2 separate regions of the Mus musculus genome follow, and region 2 is linked to region 1. A link is a loop called in an ENCODE intact Hi-C map of the cell type or tissue named here. Cell type or tissue: gastrocnemius. All regions are shown on one strand. Each heading gives the region's core, and the rest is flanking DNA. Links, peaks and the distances in the headings are about the cores only.

Region 1 (8,416 bases), core at 167-8,166:
ATCAGGGTGAACACTTCTCTATTGGCCCTACTTTTCTGATTGTCTGTCTGTCCTTTCTCCATTCCCTTGCTGGCCCTAATCTGGACTCTAGCACCCCTTGAGAAAGGCAGTAGTATGTCATCTAGTTGAAATGACACATTCTCTACAGTGTCCAGATGACATCTTTGTGCTAGCCAGAGCATTATATGGGACAATGGGTGACCACTTGACTTATGAGGGGTTTCCTCATTTGCTCGTTATTAACACTTATTTGTTTGTTTGTTTGTTTACTTATTAGTAGAAATCTGCTCTTACCTTCTACCACTCGGGTTCTACATGGTTCCATGGTGTCCACCCAGACCCTGTTTTTGTCTTCTGGGATAGTTTTCACAAGTGTTGTCTAGACTCCACTTTGTCTTTGAATCCTACAGCTATGAGTCACTGGGTCAGTTTGTGCAGTAGTATCTTTCGGTTTGTCTTTCTCCGTTAGTAGTAGTGCTCTTGGAAGGGGCTGAGAGTTTTTGCTTTCCATCTCTTTCCCCTTCCATTTCTTCGGTGGTCCTCTGTTAGTGGATATGTAGACACCAAATTGATCAGAAGCCCTCCCACCCTGTAGAGAACTGCAGGGGAAAGGACCTGAGCTGTGAAAAGGACGGGCAGGTAGAGCAGGCACAGAATTCGGCCTGAAAACAAAACTGCAAAAACGAGGATTTTTAAAAAAGTTTGTGGTGACCTTGCACGGCTGACCTCCTGCCTCAGCCCCCTACAGGCTGGGATTATAGGCTTGTGTCAGCTACCCTTGAAATTCTTTTCTTTTTCTTTCTGGAACTCAATACATAGGCCAGGTTGGCCATGATGAACTCACAAGAGATCTGCCAGCCTTTTGTCTCTCAAGTTCTGGGATTAAAGATTTGTGCCACTTCCCCTGTGGGAGTGGACTGGGTCGAAGGTGGAATTTATGTAGTTTTTAAATGAAAAAGAAAAAGGGTTGGGGGAATTGAAAATATCCCTAGTTTCGACTGTAATGTATTCCAGAAGCCAAGTTTCAGAGGTGTGTGTGTGTGTGTGTGTGTCGCAGTGCTCATAGCAAGAAATAGATTAATTAATTAATTGACTTTTTTATTTATTTATGCAAGAGATGGTCTAGGAGGAGTGAGGAGAAGGGAGAAGGGAGGAATAGCAGCACTAGTGCGAATGCTGGACTCAGCCAATCAGCGCGCGCTGTGGGGTATTAAGGGCCACGGGCAGTGTGGCCTGTGTCTAACCCTGCTTTGCTTTAGCTGTGGATTCTGTTCTTTTGTCCTCCGCACGCTGTTTTTCTCGCTGACTTCCAGTGTCCCAGGAAAGTCCAGACCTGCAACGGGCCACCGCGCGGTCCGGTCCCGTGCCTCAAGAAACGTCAGCGCGCGCAGGCGCTCCAGGTTTGCCCGGAGCCCGCGGCGCCCGGGCGCCCCGCCCGGTGCCCGCCTGGGGTCTTAGGACTCCGCTGCCACCGGGAAGAGCTTGGCTCTGTCAGCCGCGGGGCGCCGGGGCCTGGGGCCAGGCCGGGCGGGCGAGTGCCGCGAGGACAGGAACAGAACTGGTCCCCGCATTCGGTGGCTCTCCTGAGCTGCGGGAAGTGCACCGGGACCCCGGCTCTCTCAACCCCGTGTCCCGCTGGGGAGATGCCCGGCTCCACGGCGGACCGCAAGAACCTGCGACCCTGAGGAATGGGGCTAAGCACGGTGCGTGTGCCCACGGTGCTCCCAAAAGAACGGGCGTCGAGTCAGGGTCGCCAGCCAAAGGGCGTTTTTTAGCCTTCACGCCCCGCCTCCATTTTTGTATTCTATTCATGTTTCTGCCCTGCGGGTTTTGTAGGAGTTGTTTGTAGTAGTAACCTGAACTAGCTATGCAGCAATAAGGTCCTTGGGGTTGGGGAGGTAGGGGTACAGGCGTGGACCTTCATACTGGGCTTGTGTAGTGCGGAGACCTGAACCTAGAGTTTCATAAGCTCTTTACCAACTGGTATTCCCATTCTATGGGAGATTTTTTTTTCTTTTGTGTATGAGGTCGTTGAATATTTTGTAAACAATTAGAAAATCTAGTAATTTTCTCAATGAAAACATTACTTTTCTATGTCTTTGGGTGCAAAATATTAAATGGAATCTGAGAAAGAAGTTTAGAGAGATACCTGTATGCCCACTTCCCCTGCCTACCTTCACTTGACACACTGAGTCTGGTGTCTCTTCAGAAAAGAAAATGAGATAGACACTCTGGAGGCAGAGGCAGGTGGATCTCTTGATTCCTAGGCCATCCTGGTCTACGGAGCGATTTCCAGGACATCCACGGTGACACCAGGAAACTATATATCAAAAACAAAAACAAACAAAACAAAACAAAACAAAAAAGAGAAAGAAGAAAGGATCTGTGCGGGGGAGGGGGCATGGGGGGGGGGTAAGGGGGTGGAGGGATGACTTTAATCCCAGTGTTTGGGAGGCAGGCAAGTGGATATCTGTAAAGGACAGCCAAGGGTATACTGTGTTGAAAACCAAAACCAAACAAACAAAAAATGAGGAAGAGGAGGAGGAGGAAGAAGAAAATGAGAATATGCCCATGGAAAGAAGAGTATCAGTCCTTGTTAGCCCACCAATTCCTCAGGAGTAGTTCCATGTTTGGGAATGTCTCGTGCCAATGCAGTGCCTTGCCTTCCTCAATGCTTCTCTGAGGTGCTAGCCAGCGCCTGTGTATAGAACACTGAAGAATGAAGAGGCATATGTCCAGTACTTTTGTGAGCTATATGCATATAGCAATTCAGTCACCTGAAACAGGCCCCTTGCAGCTAACATTTTTGTTTTAGTATTTAGTGTTACTGTTAAAAAGACTGGGGGAAATGAGTTGGGCTTTAGCTCAAGAGGTAGACAGTTTGCCCAGAATGCTAAAGGTGCTGAGTTTAGTACCCAGCCAAAAAAAAAAAAAAAAAAAAAAAAAAAAAGTGTATGTGTGTGTGTGTACAATCTGGGAATGGGGAGATGGTTCAGTGGGTAAAAAAAACTTGCTGTTTAAGTTTGAGGACCTGAGTTCTACTCCGCAGCACCCACATGAGGCTGGACATGGTAGTGTAAACCTATGAGCCCAGCACAGTGCTGCACATGCTCTTATGGAGGTGGCAAATGGAAGCCTTCAGATCAGGGAGTCTGGCATAAACAGCAAGGTTCCAGAGAGACTGCACTAAGGTAGACAGTGATTTTTTAAAATAGCGGCTTGTGTCTGAACACAGCACACTGGGCCAAACAGTTCCACGTGTGAGACGTTTATTGGGAGAGAGAGGGGGAGGAAGGGAGGGAGGGAGAGAGAGAGAGAGAGAGAGAGAGAGAGAGAGAGAGAGAGAGACACGGCAGAAAGAGAAGGGGAAGAGAGAGAGAGAGAGAGAGGGAGGGAGGGAGGGGCGTTCCCCTTACTTATATGGAAAATGATGCAAGGCAGGTAAAGGTGGGAGGTGAGCCAAGTGGACTCTGGGAATATGGTAGCTGTTGTCTTGGTAACAGGTCTGTAGGTCGAACTGTCCCCTATGTTAAGTCATAGGTTTGGGAGGTCCTGATGCCAACAGTAGGTGAGAACAGACATCTGCACTCACACACACCCATACACACCTGTGCATTACACACACAAACATGGAAATTACTTTTTAGGCTTTAAAATTCTGGCTCCGTGTAATGGATTGAGAATTTGCCAGCATTTGTGGAGAAGACCTGTGGATACGGGAGGAACGAAGCTCTAGTACCAGCTTGACCAGTCACTGGAACATGTTCTCCGAGTAACAACTCTTTGTGCTCCTCCTCTTTTTTTTTTTAAACTTTTTTCTCTGCCTCTGCCTCTCTCTCTCTCTCCCTCTCCCTCTCTCTCTCTCTCTCTCTCTCTCACTCTCTCCCTCCCTCCCTCCCTCCCTCTCTCCTTCCCTCCCTCTCTCTCCTAATAAACCTCTCACACGTGGAACTGTTTGGCCCAGTGTGCTGTGTTCAGACACAAGCTGCTGTTTTAACAAATCACTGTCTACCTTAGTGCAGTCTCTCTGAAAACCTTGCTGTTTATGCCAGACTCCCTGGTCTGAAGGCTACTCCCAGCCTGTAGCCAAGGCTTGTCTAGAACTCACTGTGTTTATAGCTCAAACAGGATTGCAATTGGCTGCACTTAGGCTGGCCCCTAAACCCTCTTCCCCCTTTGGAGAGCCTCATGTAGTCCAGACTGGCCTCAAACTTGCTGATCAGTGGGGAATGGCATTGAACTTTGATCTTTAGTCTCTGCTTCCTAAGTGCTGATATTAAAAGGTGCACAGTACATGCCCAGGTTCGTGATGTGCTGGGCTTAGTGCTTGCTAAGCAAACATTCCCAGTCCTGAGGCTAGCCTTGAGCTCCTCAGCCTCCTGCCTGTCTCCCATTAAGTCCTTTTAAGATTAGCCCCAAACAGCGGCCTAGTTCCTGGACTGCAAATAGAAATGTCTTTTGCTCTTGCTCCATCTAGTGGTAATTTAGAGTCTCCACACTTAGAAAATTCCTACCAGTTTTGGGCCTTGATAGTCATAAGCTATGAATGGCTTTTGTTGAAGGAAGAAAAACTTCAAACCTTTTAAGGTTTGTTTGAGATAGTTTTAGTATGTACCTAGGCTTATTTTGCCTTGTGATCTTGCTTCAGCCTTTCGAGGACAGGGTTATAGGGATGGGCCACCATGGACAAAAAATTAAATTTTAAGAGAAGCCCACTGTAGTCCACTTCCTAGGTTTAAAAACTTCACTTTAACTAATGTCTTACAAGCACTACAAAGAAAAATTACAAACATTTTGGCAAAATTACTACATAATATTGGAGTAAGAAAGGGCTATTGAATTCATCCAACAACATATATGAAAACTGTTTATAGATGATAATTATGACAAATGTTACCTGTATTAGTGAGGGTTCTCTAGAAAACTAGAATCAATCTGTCTCTGTCTCTGTCTCTGTCTCTTTCTGTCTGTCTGTCTGTCTCTCTCCATCCGGAAAGGGGTATATTAGAATGGCTTACAGGCTGTGGTCCAACATTGTTTGTCTACCAAGAGAAGGCCCAATAACTCAATAACCAGTAGTTGTTCAGTCCATGAGGCTGGGTGTCTCAGCTGGTCTTTGGTATAAGGTGGAATCGTGAAGAAGGCTCCAATGCCAATGAAGGAACTTGCCAGGGAGAGGACTTCCTTTAAAACGGCTGCCAAGAGAAGGTGTGGCCTAGGTTAAAGATGGATCTTCCCACCTCAAAAGACCTAGATTAAAAGTGGGTCATTCAAGTTCAACTTATTTAATTAAGGAAGAATCCCTTACAGATGTTTTCGTTAATTCCTTGTATGATCAGGTTGACAACTAAAAATATCCATCACATCACCTATTGCTCTATTGTAGATGATAATTATGCTCAAATGTTACTATTGCTCTAGAATGTAAAAGGCTGCTTGGAGGGATTTCAATGAACTGTTGTCCTCTTTCCCCCCCCACCCCCCACCCAGTGTGTAATTATTAAAAAACAATCCATGCTATCACTGGTTACTCTCCCACCAGCAGCAGTCTCCCAGCCCCCATGACTATCCCCACGTGGCAGTCCACTCAATTTCCTGGCAGTTAGCTGGGGGCACACACACGCCTTCCCAGACATCAGTTCCCTCTGGCTAGTCTGCCACAACATACTCTAAACCCTGAGCCCTGTATAAAGAAAATTCCAGAGGCTTGTAATTTACCAGTCAGATTCATATCAGTAAATTCTCAACCCCCCAAATGCCCACACAAAGAACTCAAAACTCAATTGATATAAGCACAAGCTGCACTCCTAGATGGGGCAAATTGCCCTATGCTACTCTATTGCTCTTCTATGATATCCATAGCTACCTGTGACTCTTTTAAGCCACATGAATCAGGCTCATCTTCCTCTCTTATAAGTTCTGTCTTTCCTTTCCATCATCCTCCTCCGTCCTCCTCCCCCCCCTCCCTCCCTCCCCCTCCCTCCCTCTCCCTCTCCCCTCCCCCTCCCTCCCTCTCCCTCTCCCCTCCCCCTCCCTCCCTCTCCCTCTCCCCTCCCCCTCCCTCCCTCTCCCTCTCCCCTCCCCCTCCCTCCCTCTCCCTCTCCCCTCCTCCCCCTCCCCTCCCCTCCCCCTCTCCCTCCCCCTCCCCACCCCTGTCTATCTCTGTTTCTGTCCTGTCTGTAAAACTCTCAGCCCACCTTCCTTTTCCACTGCCCAATCACAGGCTCTAGTCTTATCTTTCACCTGCCCTCACCTGCTTATAGATGGCAATCTACATTCTCCCCCTTTGTCCAATTAAAAGGATCTTTTCTCTCAGATATAAATTGAGCACAACTATTACCATCCTGTAACTTATAAAGTTTAAGATACACCTAACACTCAGTCTATCATTTTGTCAATTAAATAAAGCTCTCTGCCAACTATTCTAACTTAAAAAAGGCTTATAATTCTATACCGATTATGTCCTGATTTAGCTTGTATATTATCTGAAAGCCATCTTCTCAAATATATATTCTCTCAATGCTAAAATAGCCTGGGTTGGTTAAGAGTCTATGGTTAGTCTTCAATTCCACCAGAATCCCAAGAGTGACATAAAAGCTACCTGAAAATATAGGATGCCTAACACAGCTTCCAGAACTGAAACAAATTGTAGAGACAGCTGCCTACCTACACAGACCCCTATTTTCAACATGTTGGGGCACCACATTGTGGCTGTTTGGCCTGGGATCACCTGGCAGACCTTTGTGATGCAGAATATGAAGGATTGGCTACCTTGTCTTGGCAGAGATAATTAGTTGACTATTCTGCAAAGTGTGTCCTTTTTCTGGATAGTAATTTTCTGTAGGTGAATAGGCAATTTTTACTCAGTGCCTACCTTGCCACAATGTACAACCTCACCTGGTAAGGTGCTCAGTTTCTTCTTTGAATTCATGAATGGAGAGCTGTCAGGAGCAGGTATGTCTCAACAACAAATGATTAAATAACATTACATGTCACATTCTGTGGATTTATCATGTTTTTGGAAACGATCTATCTATGTATAGTAATCTGGACTGTTGTCCTGTAACTACTCTCAGCTATTTATAATCAAAACATCTTGATAACACCCTAACAATTAACTCAGAACCATGAATTTGCTATCTGGCCCTTAACTCCTATGTCTAATCATCTAAAATCAGTTTGTAAAGGCAGTTATTAAAGGACTGGGCCTAAGCTTTGTATTTCCCTCCTCCTCTGCCTCCTCCTCTTCCTTCTCTCCAGTAAACTTGCCTTTCAAATTCTAGACCAGCTCTCTGTCTATTATGTTGAGTTGTGGGCTGTATTATTTAGCCTGGAAAAGACAGCAAGCACTAATTTTACCATGATTTTCTGGTTCAGGGTAGCAACCTCCATGCTACCTTTGTATATCCTTGATTTATTTCCTGTGTCCATCTTTCTCCCCCCATTGTCTTCGACATGTTTTTCTTTTTTCTCTTTAATGATGGAAAGCATCCTTGGTTTATTTTCTGCATCTACCTCTGTAGGCTTAGATTTTTTTCCTAAACCTACTTTAATAAGGGTTCTCAAATGCTTCAACCCCCTTCTAGCCCACTGTCTAAAGGTAGGGGAGAAGATATGATAAATAGGACAGAGGGATGTGGATCTGTTTAGAGGTAGTTCTTTGGGGTGATTTCGATCTCCTTTGCCAGTTCAGTAGTGTCAGGATACCAACAATCCAGTTCAAAAGTTTCACCAAACACAAATTAACAATGGCAGCATGATCCAGCAGAAACCACTAGGCTTTACAGAGTCTGCGAGAGTCAGCGGTAATGCTAGAAGTTCTCTGCTGTGCCTCTCTCAATGAAGTAAAAGATCATCACAAACTGGAGACCAGCCAAGCACTGCAAAGATAGCTATGCAAGTGTCCCATCACTGTCTGTTGGATTCTATTTATACTCTCTCCACATCATGTGTCCTCACGTGGGTGTTGCCTTTGTAAGATACCACGGGAGTCTGCATCACACGACACAACCAGAGGCGTCCACTTCACACCTCACCATATTTTACATGGTTTTTTTTTTTTTTTTTTTGGTATGATTGTTTTGATGGTGGAAAGCCCAATATGTTTTTCACAAACAGTTGACTTTTGTTTGTAATTCTTGTGCAATACATTCTGTCAACAACGACATGGCAAACAATGAACCATTGTTCTGGAAGAAACACAGCACCAGGCTCCTGGTGGCCTCTGTCAGTATTTTCGTCAATGGGTGAATACCTGCCAAGTGTTTCTGTTTAAAACCCCATTCCCTCACATGGAGCATCAAGTCCAACAAGGCTAACTTGTGCCTGAAGAATACTCTTTTTTTGTGTGTGTGCTCAGGAATAAACATTAGATGACACTTGAGCTATGCGTAGGAGTCATTTTAAACAGAAAAGC
Region 2 (8,416 bases), core at 259-8,258, 550 kb before region 1:
ATATATATATAATATATATTATATATTATATATATAATATTATAATATATATAATATATATATAATATAATTTATATATATATAAATAATATAATATATATATATAATATAATATAATAATATAATATATATATATAATATATAATAATAATAATAATAATATAATATATATAATATAATATAATATAATAATATATATATATTATATATATATATAATTTATATATATATAAATTATATATATATAATAAGTTACATGCCACCATGAGTTCAGGATTTTGTCTGGGGGGGGGGGGGGATTCCCCTGAAACCTGAGATGGTGGCACAGGCCACCTATGAGGACACTAAATAGTACATACTGATCAAATAGCACTAAAAATTAGAAAAAGAGAGAAAGACATTGCCAAAACTCCGATGTTCCAGGTCCCGTTAGGAAAGGAAGACACGGGGCTGGTGAGATGGCTCAGTGGGTAGGAGCACCCGACTGCTCTTCCGAAGGTCCTAAGTTCAAATCCCAGCAACCACATGGTGGCTCACAACCACCGTAATGAGATCTGATGCCCTCTTCTGGTGTGTCTGAAGACAGCTACAGTGTACTGATATATAATAAATAAATAAATCTTTAAAAAAAAAAAAAAGAAAAAAAAGGAAAGGAAGACACTGTGTGCAGACATGGGACAGAATCAGTGCTGCCTTAGGGAGTGGGTATATGGCAGACTCCAACCCTCTGTGGTCCCGGTCACTCACCTGCTGTCCTGAGACAGAGAGAGCTTTCCAACAGAAGACACATTGATACTGTTCACCATTTACTCAGAACCCTTTGCTTATTTGGGGATGACAATGGCTTCTTCTGTAAACCTATCGGCAGAGTGAGTTCCACATACTGCTCTATCTAGAACTTGACCTCTGCACCTGCAGCCTTGGACACCAGGTAGACCTGAGTATCAACTGGCACAAGCCCAGGAATGTGCGACTAGTCCTGGCAACACAGCAAGATTCAGTCTCAAAATAAGTAAACAAACAATTTTTATACCAGCTATTTAGCTACCAGAACATATTTAAAGCCTCATTTCTGGGCCTTCAGCTTCAGTGAAACCATTTCTTCAAACGCCTTCATTGTCATTTTTTTTAGGTTTTATCATGCACGAGCACAATGCATTTTTATCATACTTACCGCTCCTTCTGTCAATTCCTCCCATGTTCCCCCAATAGCTTCCTCCCAGATTCATGCCATCTTCTATACACGCCTGTATTCTCGTAAGTATAGGGCTAACTACTTGGGCATGGACCATTGACCAGGGGATTTGTCCCTAGAGAAACTGATAACAATAAAGTATGTGAGTCCTGGGTAGAAAAATGAGAAAACAATCCAAAAAGTCCCACCGTTAGGTCCCATAGCTAAAGGCAGTAAGAACAAGGATTGTCCTTAGCTCCACAGAACACTGGTACAATGGCCAGTTGGTCAAGTTTTAAACCTTTTACTGAAAACATATGTGTTATAGCGTGACCAAAGCATCACATGCTCCGGGGAGTTCACTCCGTGCGTGATTTAGAAAGAATACACTCTGAGAGCTGGCCCCAGCGTGAGAGCACTTACGGCTCTTGCAGGGCACCTGAGTTCTGTTCCCAGCATCATTATCAGGGAACTCACAACCTCCTGTAACCCAGCTCTGGGGAAGTTTAATGCTCCTGCCCACGTGTGCACACATCCATGGGCACACATAACTTAAAACAAAAACAAGTCTTTGGAAACAAGAAATTCTGTTATTAATACTACATAGCTGTTCTGTTTTTAAAGAATAGGAAGAGGGGCTTTTGATGGCTTTTTCTGTATCTTCTTTGCTTTGCTTTTTTCCAGGATTGAGTCTCCTTATGTAAGCCAGGCTGGCTTCTAACTGGCAATCCTCCTTTCTCAGACTCTCTATACTAGGACTCCAGGCATGGCCCATCATGTCTGTAACTTCTTCCTTCTGTTTCTTACGCAAACCATTATTCTACTTTAATAGGTTATCTTGAGTGCTTGGGCACCAAGAACCAAGGAGACATTACTGCAGGGTTATTAGAAACCTGTCATGAACACCACCTCCAAAACAAGACAATTAAGAAGTAGATGAGGGCTGGAGAGATGGCTCAGTGGTTAAGAGCACCGTCTGCTTTTCCAAAGGTCCTGAGTTCAAATCCCAGCAACCACATGGTGGTTCACAACCATCCGTGATGAGATCTGGTGCCCTCTTCTGGGGTGTCTGAAGACAGCTACAGTGTACTTACATATGATAAATAAATAAATCTTTTTTTAAAAAGGAGATGAATTAAAAAGAAGAAGTGGATACTAGGCCTGCAAGATGGTACAGCAGGTAAGGACACACACTGCCAAACCTGATGACCCGAGTTTGATCATGGGGCCCATAAAATAGAAGGAGAGAACCAACCCAAGAGAGCTGTTCCCTCATCACAACACATGGGGGTGTGCATGTATGTGCATGTGTGTCTGTGTGTGTATGTATGTGCATGTGTCTGCGTGAGTGTGTATGTATGTGCATGTGTGTTTGTGTGTTTGTGTTAGTGTATATGTATGTGTGTTAGTGTGTATGTATGTGTTAGTGTGTCTGTGTGCATGTTAGTGTGTATGTATGTGCATGTGTCTGTGTGTGTATGTGTGAGTGTGTATATATGTATATGTGTATCTGTGTGCATGTTAGTGTGTATGTATGTGCATGTGTCTGTGTGTGTATGTGTTAGTGTGTATGTATGTATATGTGTATCTGTGTGTATGTTAGTGTGTATGTATGTGCATGTGTGTCTGTGTGTATGTATGTGCATGTGTATCTGTGTGTGTTAGTATGTGTGTATGTATGTGCATGTGTGTTGTGTGTATGTTAGTGTGTATGTATGTGCATGTGTGTGTGTGTATGTGCATGTGTGTCTGTGTGTGTTAGTGTGTATGTATGTGCATGTGTGTCTGTGTGTGTCTGCATATGTGTGTATGTATGTGTATCTCTGTGTGTATGTGTGTGTGTGCGAACATGAAGTAGATAATATGTAAAACCATAGTGGGTGATCAATAAGTACTAGTTCAACAAAAGGTTAGTTGGTTGGTTCTAAATTTGTTACTAAAAATGGGCACTGTTTTTTTCCTTGTTCCCCACTTCCCTTTTCGCTACAGCCCCAAAATTGGGCACTTTTTTATGTGACACAACAGAAATTTAAAATATTTCATTACCCACTACAAAATCAGAGTTTGAAATGAAAGCACCTTATTGCTCCAACTACAAGAAAGGGTCTTCACTTTGATTTTTGGACACAGGATTTCTTTGTGTAGCCTTGACTGTCCCGGAACTCGATCCAGGCTAGCCACAAAATCAGAGATCCACCTCCCTCTGCTTTGCAAGTGCTTAAGTTAAAGGCATGCACCACCAAGCCTGGCTGAGAAAAAGACCTTTAAACAGCCAAGATAGCTCTCTGTGAAGATTTTACACGCCAAGCTTAATTCCACAGAAGAAAAATCCTTGCAAAACTTAAGTTGGCCACTAGAGGGCGCTCATAGACTCCCATTGCTACTAGTTAAAAACGACTTTAAAATAACTTAGGCAGCCAGGACAGCCAGGGCTACACAGAGAAACCCTGTCTCGAAAAAAAATAAAATAAAATAACTTAGGCAAAGAAGTGTTAACAAAATATTACCAGCTTCCCTGGCAAACTCTTCTCCAGAGTAGTTGGACAAGCTAGAGCCAAAAGATTTAAAATACACATATTTTTTGACCCAACTTCTGTAACATTATCTAAGAAATTTGTAAAAAAAAAAAAAAAAAAAAAAAAATCAGTTAATGGGTTTTGTGATTTACATCTCAATAAAGGGTCAATTAAGAACTAGATATGTTGAGAGGAGGGCATAGGGAGTTCTCGGAGGGGAAACCAGGAAAGGGGATAACATTTGAAATGTAAATAAAGAATATATCCAATAAAAAAACACTAGATATGTTGTAAAATATCCTCTTATTTTTATTTTAAGTGTATTTGTGTACGTCTTATGTTCATGTATGCACAGATGTGTGCAGGTGCCCAAGGAGGCCAGAAGAGGGCACCAGAGTTCCGGAACTAGAGCTACAGGAACTTGTAGCCTCCTGACCTGAATGCAAGGAACTGAACCCTGCTGCCTGAAACAGCAGCAGCCGCTCTTCCCCACTGAGCTATCTCAGCCCACACTATCATATTCAAAGTGCACACTACTAAAAATAATTTCAATACATCTGTACAATCGGGGACTTTTTAAAATCCATCGACACATATTCGGAGAATACATACTACAATTTAACAAATAGTTCCTTTGAGCAGTGAGATTAGGGTGTTTTGTTCTCTTGCTGCTACTGCCATTGTTGCTGCTGCTGCTGGGTTTTGTTGTTGTTGTCGTTGTTTGTTTGTTTGTTTTGTTTCGTTTCATTGGTTTTTCCAAACGGGGTTTCTCCGGGTAGCCCTGCCGGTCCAGTAACTCACTCTGTCAAATAGGCTGACCTTGAACTCAGAGACCTGCCTGCCTCTTTCTCCTTGGGAAGCAGACCGTTGGGATTAAAGGCATGCACCACCACTGCCAGGTTCTTTTGGGCTTCTTAGACATTTGCTAATAAGAAACATAAGGTGTCTTGATAAATAGGAAATTCTCTTAATATTTAAGTGTGAGATACTTTAATCATTTGTAAATGTCTGTGGACTGATGAGATGGCTCCATGGGCAAAGATACTCATCACCGTGCCTCATTCCTGGATGCATAATGGTAAAAGGAGAGAATTGATTCTCATAGAGTATCCCTTGGCTTCCACACACATGTTATCACACACACCATATACACATACACACTACACACACACTATCTGTACACACATATATACACACACATGGACTATACATACACACACATACATATCACTTACACACACCATATACACATACACACTATATATACACACACATAGACTACATACACACATGTACACACACACCATATACACATCACACACACATTCATACACACAATGTTCAATGTTTGTTAGCATGTAAGTCTAGGAGAGACTCATACCCTCAGATGTCATGCAGCCATCATTCCCCTCCCCAGCTAGGGATGGACCCTAGATGGTTAGACATAGAAGCAAGTTGTCTGCTGCTGGGCTATCTTCCCAGCCCAACAGTCACCCCTACTGCGTTACAGTCTTCCTCCATAATAGGGTAGACATGGTTCAAAACTGGAGGATGGGGCTGGAGACACGGCTCAGCAGTGAAGAACACTTGCTGCCCTTGCTGAGTTCAGATCCCAGCACCCAAGTCCAGCAGCTCACACCTGCCTATAACCCCAGCTACAGGAATCCCACACCATAGACACTGAAATGGAGTACACATACTCACACACAGAAACACGCAACTAAAAGTAAAATAGGACTTAAAAAAAAATACTGGGCTGGTGAGATGGCTCAGTGGGTAAGAGCACCCAACTGCTCTTCCAAAGGACCGGAGTTCAAATCCCAGCAACCACATGGTGGCTCACAACCATCTGTAATGGGATCTGACTCCCTCTTCTGGAGTGTCTGAAGACAGCTACAGTGTACTTACATATAATAAACAAACAAACAAACAAACAAACAAACTAAGGATATGCAGAACATAGTGGCACATACGTTTAATCCCAGAGCTCTGAAGACAGGGTGAATTTGAGACCAGCCAAAGCTATACAATAAGATCTTGTCTCAAAACAAAACAACAACGGTAAAAACAAAAACAAAAAACCTAAGGAAACAAGATTCCCAGAAGGCCTTCATGACACAACATTGCAAACAATTCAGTTGTGCAGACCCCTCTCCCAGCCAACACCCATCAGACCTCTTGGGTCACTCTGTACCAAGGCTGTCACCCAGCAGACCTCTTGGGTCACTCCACACCAAGGCTGTCATCCAGCTAAACTGTTGGGCCACTCCTCACCAAGGTTGCTGCCCAGCTGACCTCTTGGGTGTCACCCAGCCGACCTCTTGGGTCACACCTCACCAAGGCTGCCACCCAGCCGACCTCTTGGGTCACTCCTCACCAAGGCTGCCACCCAGCCGACCTCTTGGGTCACTCCTCACCAAGGCTGCCACCCAGCCGACCTCTTGGGTCACACCTCACCAAGGCTGTCACCTAGCCGACCTCTTGGGTCACACCTCACCAAGGCTGTCACCCAGCCGACCTCTTGGGTCACTCCACACCAAGGCTGTCACCCAGCCGACCTCTTGGGTCACTCCTCACCAAGGCTGTCACCCAGCCGACCTCTTGGGTCACTCCTCACCAAGGCTGTCACCCAGCTGACCTCTTGGGTCACACCTCACCAAGGCTGTCACCCAGCCGACCTCTTGGGTCACACCTCACCAAGGCTGTCACACAGCCGACCTCCTGGGTCACTCCTCACCAAGGCTGTAACCCAGCTGACCTCTTGGGTCACTCCACACCAAGGCTGCCACCCAGCTGACCTCTTGGATCACTCCTCACCAAGGCTGCCACCCAGCCGACCTCTTAGGTCACTCCTCACCAAGGCTGCCAAGCTTCTTCAGTGCTGCATTCTTAGCTCTCTGCCATGCAGGGAATGGATTTTCCCGTTAGTTCCGCCATTTAAGACCCAAGACTCTCCTACAAAATGGCCTTCCTGCTTCTTCCTAATGAGTTCTAAAGTGTTAACCATAGAGCCTTGTAAATTCTCCTACCAAAACATGTCGTCCAGGCTGGGGGATGGTTCAGTGGATGAAATTTTGCTGTCCAAGCATGAGAACCCGTGTTCAGATCTTAGCACCCATGCAAAAAGTTAACAGATTCTGGGGGATTGATAGCCAGCCAGTCTAGTCTAAACAGGTTCCATGAGAAACTACCTTATCTCAAACACAAGGGAGAGAGAGAGAGAGAGGCAGCCAGCATCTGCCTCTGGCCTCCATATATACAAGTATGAGCAAACACACCCCACAAACATACACTATGCATGTACTCATACACATATGCACATACACACACACATACAGAGTTTTAGTTCTTTGTTGGACAACATGAGATGTTTTCATTGAAAGTGTAATGCTGTATGTGGCCCACAAGCCCCTACCCTATCCTCACACAGCAACTTCTGTCTAGATCCATCCATCACTCACAGGTTCCTCTCCTTTCCCATCTTTGAGGTTGGGGGCGGGGTGTGAAGTGACCACGCGTATTGAATCTTACTGACTCTCCCATCTTTGAAAGCTCAGTTCCTCTTGATGGAGAAGCTTCCAGCCTCTCTGCTGAGACACCCCTGTGTGCTGCTGCCCTGTGTAGACCTGAGCTGTAGCTTCCAGCCTCTCTGCTGAGACACCCCTGTGTGCTGCTGCCCTGTGTAGACCTGAGCGGTTGAGCTCATCCACGGGGCTTTGTTCAGGTGTCTGGGAGTTCCCAAAAGACAGAGGCCTGTCTGACTCATTCCTGTCTCTAAGTCACGGTGTGGATGTCAGACCAAAGCAAAGCAATCGTTGTTGTCTGAATTAAATCCAGGCCTTTGCATGTCCCCAACAGAAATTTCCAGCTTTAATGTGTAAGCTTACCATGGTCTCTTTAAGGGGTTGGGGGAGACTTGAAGGTTCTTTCTCATAGCAAGAAACCTCTGTAATATCTGTCTCTTAACATTTGGTCCTGTGTGTCCCTTTCTCTCACCATTCCAGAGTTAGTGTCACCAGCAGCATAATAAAATGAGCACCTATCACTTGAGAGACAAGGTTACCAAGCAAGGCTTTGTTAAACAGGGCAGCCGAGGTCAAAATGGTGGAGTAGGAAGCTGTAGACACGTTTCCCCACAGGAACGAGGAAACAAACAAAAACGTGCCAAGGCCAGCACTTTCTGCGAAATGGGGAAAACTGTGCAGCAGCTGTGCAAACACGATTACGCAGCTGGGGTGGGAAACACCACCTTCAAAATGACAGGGAAGTCCTGAAGAATTTTCACATTGGGCCCATCCCTCTGCCCAGAATGGAAGCCAGAATCCAGTTCCCTCTTTCAAACCAGAGCAGGAACAGACCTTTGAAATGTATTGAGAATGGTTGTTTCGATCTTACACCTGATACTTAGACAGTAATTCTGTTCGTGGGCAGTGACTCCTCACCCAGGTTCACCAGTAAGCAAAAGTGTCTCCAGGCCTGGCATCTGTGACGTGTACTCCTCGCTGCTCTGGGACAGCCATCTGCTTGCCTCTTCGTAGGCATGTGAATCACTAAGGTGTGTCTGTCTGAAAGCCTGTTGCTTGCCCCGCCTCATCAGGGTGCAAGAGATAAGACGAACTGAGTCAGCATCTTTCACAGTGTGCTGTCCAGACCCCTAAACCTCCCAGTCACTGTCCTGAACTGCCACTCACCTGACATCTCAGGAATAGCCTCGCCTGTAGACAGA

Evidence for each region. Hi-C counts contacts between places; a loop is a spot of excess contacts. Peaks named below come from ENCODE experiments on the same cell type or tissue, not always from the same donor. Only the 100,000 strongest peaks of a DNase experiment are listed, where the experiment ranks them.
Region 2: a loop joins it to region 1, with 6 times the contacts of the local background. A loop is called at or near these places in 24 of 42 quality-filtered maps.

What each region holds. Positions count from the first base shown.
Region 1 is chr3:30,588,555-30,596,970 of GRCm38, reverse strand. No RefSeq gene overlaps it. Among named protein-coding and RNA genes, the nearest start is that of Actrt3, 7.1 kb to the left of the region's middle. In gastrocnemius, for the core only: CTCF peaks have their summits at 3,050 and 4,482 (motif pointing left); DNase peaks (open chromatin) are centred at 1,247, 1,449 and 4,361; H3K4me3 peaks cover 1,311 bases; H3K27ac peaks cover 1,406 bases.
Region 2 is chr3:31,134,338-31,142,753 of GRCm38, reverse strand. No RefSeq gene overlaps it. Among named protein-coding and RNA genes, the nearest start is that of Cldn11, 11 kb to the left of the region's middle. In gastrocnemius, for the core only: CTCF peaks have their summits at 3,528 (motif pointing right) and 4,099 (motif pointing right); DNase peaks (open chromatin) are centred at 3,520 and 4,107.